2 separate regions of the Homo sapiens genome follow, and region 1 is linked to region 2. Evidence: chromatin contacts called from ENCODE Hi-C or POLR2A ChIA-PET data. All regions are on one chromosome and are shown on one strand. Each heading gives the region's core, a stretch centred on a gene start or an enhancer-like site at or near the end of the contact. The rest is flanking DNA. Distances are from core to core; before and after follow the strand shown. Region 1 holds the start of KRTAP2-3 (keratin associated protein 2-3). Region 2 overlaps LOC105371777 (a long non-coding RNA gene).

The links. Hi-C counts contacts between places; a loop is a spot of excess contacts on that map. ChIA-PET counts read pairs that join two places held with the same protein, here RNA polymerase II (POLR2A). Pooled maps may share reads with other maps.
Region 1: a map of mammary epithelial cell shows a loop between it and region 2 (14-fold over the local background). The contact joins the promoter of KRTAP2-3 here to the enhancer-like site in region 2. A Hi-C loop is called at or near these places in 2 of 168 maps with a recorded cell type or tissue (Calu3 and mammary epithelial cell) and 2 of 50 pooled maps. POLR2A ChIA-PET finds 5 or more read pairs at or near these places in 1 of 52 experiments (Panc1).

The regions. Positions count from the first base shown.
Region 1 is chr17:41,058,701-41,061,400 of GRCh38, forward strand. It overlaps KRTAP2-3 (keratin associated protein 2-3), which reads right to left and starts at 1,414. Exons shown (of 1, transcript NM_001165252.2): 1 at 540-1,414. The coding sequence starts at 1,350. The coding sequence ends at 964. RefSeq lists enhancers at 584-1,158, 1,159-1,733.
Region 2 is chr17:40,856,556-40,859,404 of GRCh38, forward strand. The region is part of intron 1 of LOC105371777 (a long non-coding RNA gene); the gene reads left to right. Among named protein-coding and RNA genes, the nearest start is that of KRT12, 9.2 kb to the right of the region's middle. RefSeq lists an enhancer at 442-736. Within about 2 kb of position 1,316, at least 2 of the 41 ENCODE cell types and tissues checked have a DNase peak (open chromatin) inside an H3K27ac peak, as active enhancers do.

The sequences.
Region 1 (2,700 bases), core at 164-2,663, 200 kb after region 2:
GGATGATTACAACCAAGGCTTCATTTCTCCCTGTCTTCTCAGCAGCAGCCACTCCACTGGAAGTAGAACTGGCCATGGTGGTGCTGACGGGAACCATGGAGAAGATGGGATAGTGGTTCCTCCAGCATAGGATGTTCAGTGGCTAGGGATTCCCAGGTCTTGTTTGACATCAATTACCGTACAGTTTCCTACATTGGTGAACAAATAGGGCTATAACTTAGCTTAGACTTCCTCCCCCTTATCATGTGTGTGAATTATTCATAAGTCAAGTTTATGTTTACAGAGACCTACTGTAGTCTCACCATTTCGTCAGCATCACCATAAAACCTGCGACTCGAAATATGAAGGTGAATCATGAGATGATCAGATTTATTTGAAATGCTATTAAAATTATAGACCTTCCACCTGAGTTGTTCCTATTCTAAAGCTCAAAAATGGCCCTTAGAAAATCTCTCCTTTCGTTCTTCTGGTTCTGCATGCTGTAATGTAAGCTAAATATGAGCTTTTGAAGAGCAATAAACAATAAATAAAAAGAAATGTTTGCTTCCCCAGAAATATAATTTTATTTTTTTTTACAGTGCAAAAATACAGCATACAAATAGTATTATCCTGGAAGAAAAAAATCTCATCTGAGAACCTTGAAACAGTAGAAAAAAGGGTGATGAGTCAGTGGGACAGAGTTCTATTCAAGAGGAGCTTTGATTTTTATTTACTCGTTTTTTTTTTCAAGCCAGGAATTCGAATGATGAAAGCTGGAATTTTTCTCAAGATTGTCAGAGAGGGCCAGGATTAGCTGCATAATTATGTGGGGAAATAGATAGGATGTTATTGTTGAATTCGTGCTTGAGGATCAGCTAGGCTGCAAAGGTGGAGTCTCTCATCTGATCCAGAAGGGGTAGAAGAGTCTGCACAAGCTTCTGTGCACCTGGGAATGTTTCGTGCGTTGAGAGGAGAGGTGGGGTCTCAGCAGGAGGAGGTCCTGCAGGTGGTGCTGCAAGGGGTCGGCTGGCCGCAGGGAGGCCGGCAGCAGGGGGACTGCACAGACACAGGCTGGCAGCAGGTGGTGGCCCAGCAGCAGGGCCTGCACACCACAGCCGTGCACGACGAGGGGCAGCAGGTGATGGGGCGGCAGCAGCCTTCCTGCAGGGAGCAGGGGTCGCAGCACACCGGGCGGCGGCAGGGCTCGCAGATGGGGCGCGTGCAGCGGGGCACGCAGGTCACGGGGCGGCACACGGTGGTCTGGCAGGTCACGGGGCGGCAGCAGCAGGGGTCGCGGCAGCAGCAGGGCTGGCAGCAGCCTCCCCCGTAGCTCAGGGAGGACAAGGTGGAGCCGCAGCAGGAGCCGGTCATGGTGGTGTCTGAGGCTGGTGTGGGTTGGGCTGTTGAGAGGAGCTGGATGTTCTCAGGTGTGAATGTCCTCGTTCCACTCTGGGCCCTTTATATATCCTAGCTGGATGCTGATGACCCCCAGGACATGAGGTCATTTCCTGGAGTTGTAGCTGCCCGTTGAAATGAGAACTCTGGATTTAACTGCTGAGGCAGCGATCCCTAAATCACTAAAGAATGCTTTGTTTTCTACCTGTCTACTTTTTCCCTAGAACGGAATACCTGGTCATGTATATCATCAGAACAATTGCTCATCTATCAGCTAGTCCTTCCAGGCCATGCCATGTGAGAAGGTGCAAGTTTGAAGAATCCAGCCACCATCACACTTTCCTCTTGTTCGCTGCCATCCGTGACTTAAGCATGGGACTGGAATGTTCATGAGTCACAGGCTGGGTTTCTGATTGGCATTGAGATCAAGCAAGAATTTCTTAAAAACCAAAATGGCTCATAAGAGCAGATGTGTATTGATTCTGCTATGGAAAGAATGGCCCAGTGTTTAATGACACAGTGCCTAACCTTGTTTATAAGAAAATCATCACCAAAGCTGCTAGACTGATTTTATTTTAGTAATCTGAGTTGGTTTATAACTCATTAACACTTATGAGACACTTATTATGTAGATGGTACTGTACTATTTGGGGGTGGAGGGGGAAAGGAAAGAAAAATAGCTTTCAAATAGTTTCCTATCACATAGTAATCATAACTTTTAGTAAGGCAAGACAAAGATAAATCAAGCAATTAAAGGGAAAGAACTTTTCTGGGAACAATAAGGTCAAACTAAATGGGGATTTCATTCATTCTGTGCCTTTCTGAATGCCCTTCCCTGATTATTGACCTAGAAATAAAATTGAAATTGGGCTATTTCTTGCTTTCTTGCTTTGACATATGCACTTTGTATTACATACTTAAAAATCTATGGACAATATCTACAAAGGAATCAATTATCTTTCTGTCACAGCTTCTTTAGTTTGTTGGCTGAGGGTTTTGTTTGTTTATGAGGTGGGAAGGTGGCATTATGAAAAAGACAAGGGGAATTAGTTTAGCTGGTGACCAATAAAATAGCTTTGTCTTTTCCAGCCATAGCAAAGATGAATAGGAATACAGAAAATAAATTTAGAGTTGGAAGGTAGATTAAAGATAACATTGTCCAAGGAATGCTGATGGTCTTCAGTGCAAATTTACCTCTGAGGTGTGTTTTGTTTTGTTTTCTCTTTTTAAAAATACACCCTTTGGTCTATCATATCCCTGATCTTTGAAGTCCTTTGAGTCTATGATCCATCATAGTCCATCACAGTTTTTGGAAGACCAGATTTA
Region 2 (2,849 bases), core at 66-2,565:
TTTAAAGCCTGAGTAGTTATTGATTGGCTGGTTTTCTTAACTCTAAATAATTGCTAACTTTCTTTTTCACTTTATGCCTTGTAGAACTGCCTCCTTACTGGTGAACTTTTTGGAAACTAATTATTAGTTAAATAAGACAATTTTAATTTGCTAAGTTGATCGTTGTAAAAGGTTTGCTTTTTTTCTTCTTTCTTGTTTTAAAAGATAAACCTTCTAGTATCAATACATCTCAAGTGGCTTGAACACACAGGCTTAGCTTATTTTTATTTTATTTTATTTTATTTTTTGAGACGGAATCTTGCTCTGTTGCCCAGGCTGGAGTGCAGTGGTGTGATCTTGGCTCACTGCAACCTCCGCCTCCTGGGTTCAAGCTATTCTCCTGCCTCAGCCTCCCTAGTAGCTGGGACTACAGGCGCACGCCACCACTCCTGGCTAATTTTTGTATTTTTAGTAGAGATAGGGTTTCGCCATGTTAGCCAGGCTGGTCTCGAACTCCTGACCTCAAGTGACCCACCTGCCTTGGCCTCCCAAAGTGCTGGGATTACAGGCATGAGCCACCGCGCCCAGCCAGGTTAGTTTATTTTAAAGTTCATTTCTTGAGACTCCAGAAGATGGCACTCTTACAAAGCCTAAAGAAATAAAGCTTTGGCTTTGTTTTTCTACGTGGTTGTTTTTCTAGGTGGTTCCTTCCTGCTGTGACCCATTTGCAAAGCCATTTGTTTGGGAGAATAACATTTATTTTTTTTTCTGATTATCAGAGTCATATATGCTGTTTGTTAAACATTTTAATAAAGGTATTCTTCAAACCCCTTGCTAATCCCCAAGAGATAACTACTATAACAGTTCAGTATATATACAGTATTTTCCAGACCTTCCACTAGCTTTTACACACAACATATGCATATCAAAGTAAAAATTTAAATTTGTAAAATTTTAGATTTTAGGATAATCATAAACAATGTACTTGTCTTTTGCTATAGGATTCTTTATTCAGTTTTTTTTTCTTAGGAGTTCTTTTCTTTAAAGACAGACCTTCCACTTCTGCAATTCATTACTTGCCGAGTCCAAAGGGACCTCTCACATCTGTGTTGAATTAGGGCTTGTGGCCTAGTGAATGAGGGATAGACTCTCATGATAAGGATGCTGCTATGGTCTGAAAGTTTTTGTCCCCCCATATTTGTATGTTGAGACCTAATCACCAATGACCCAGTATTAGGAGGTGGGGTTTTCGAGAGTGGATTAGGTCATGAGGGTGGAGCCCTGGCGAAGGGGATTATTGTCCTTATAAATGAGGCCCTGGGGCATTGCTTTGTCCCTTCTGCCATGTGAGGATATATCGAGAAGCTGTGTATGATCCAGAAAGCGGGTCCTTATCAGACAGTGAAGCTGCCTCCAGAACTGTGAGAAATAAGTTTCTCTCATTTTTAAGCCACGCGGTCCGAGGTATTTTGTTCTAGCCGCCCGAAGGGACTGATAGATGCTGTGCTAGTTGCATTTCTTGTCAGTGAGAACAGGGCAAAGTGAAGTTACATAATAAGAAATGTAATGCTTCCTTTGCCAAGTGAAGACTTATAGGATATTTTGGCCAAGATAGTATCAGAAAAGGACTATTATTTGGGTCTTGCTGGCTGTGCCATGAAATCCTAGCCATTGGAACTTCAATGGGAAATTTTGTGAAATCACGAATTTTTTTCAGATAGTTTTTTCCCCCACGATATAACCCTGCCGGTAGCTGACTTCCCCAAGAGCATATAGTCCAGGAGACCAAGGAAGAACTGAAAGGCCTTTGTGATCTATCTTTGGAGGTCATATACTGTCACTTCTTCAATAAATCTGCTCCTCGTTCATTGTGAGAAGGAACTACACAAGGGAATGAAGACCAGGAGGCAGGGATCACTGGCACCAACCTGGAGGCTGCCACAAGTCACCAATATGTGGGTGCTATTTAAAACCATGGGATTGGCTGGGTGCGGTGGCTCACACCTGTAATCCCAGCACTTTGGGAGGCCGAGGCGGGCAGATCATGAGGTCAAGAGATGGAGACCATCCTGGCCAACATGGCAAAACCCTGTCTCTACCAAAATTACAAAAATTAGCTGGGCGTGGTGGTGTATGCCTATAGCCCCAGCTACTCAGGAGGCTGAGGCAGAAGAATCGCTTGAACCTGGGAGGTGGAGGTTGCAGTGAGCCAAGATTACACCATTGTACTCCAGCCTGGGCAACAGAGCGAGACTCCCTCTCAAACAAACAAACAAAACCCATGGGATAAGATCAGGGAGGAGAGGCTGGGGAGGGATCAGATGAGGTTACCTGGGGAGGGAGTATAGAGAAAAGACAAGAGGATTGAGCCAACATTCAGTCACAGAAGTCTGAGAAAAAGCTGCCTACAGAGTGATGGCTCTGGGAGCTTTGTGGTAAAAAATTTCCAAGAGAAGGGAATGCTGAGAAACTATGGTACTAGCTAATAAATGACCCTTGCATTTATACTTGTGCAAAATCCTTTCCCCTTTGAGTCTCACACCATTCTTATGTAGTTGTAAGGAAAACAGATGTTATTTAAAGCAGTAACTATTTGCAGACACTTTTGAGCACCAGGGAAGTAGAATCCTTTATTTATTACTTGGGGGCTGTGGACCTTGTTCAGAGGCCTTGATAAAATCCTTTTGAGTCTGAAAGGTAAAGGTTACCCTAGGATGTGTGCTGGAAGGTGAAGGCTAGACAAAGAGAGCTGAGCGTATAATAAAGTGAGATGAGTGGAGGATCTGAAACCATTAAAAATATTTTTTTCTTTTCTTTTTTTTGAGACAGGGTCTTACTCTGTTGCCCAGGCTGGAGTGCAGTGGCACGAT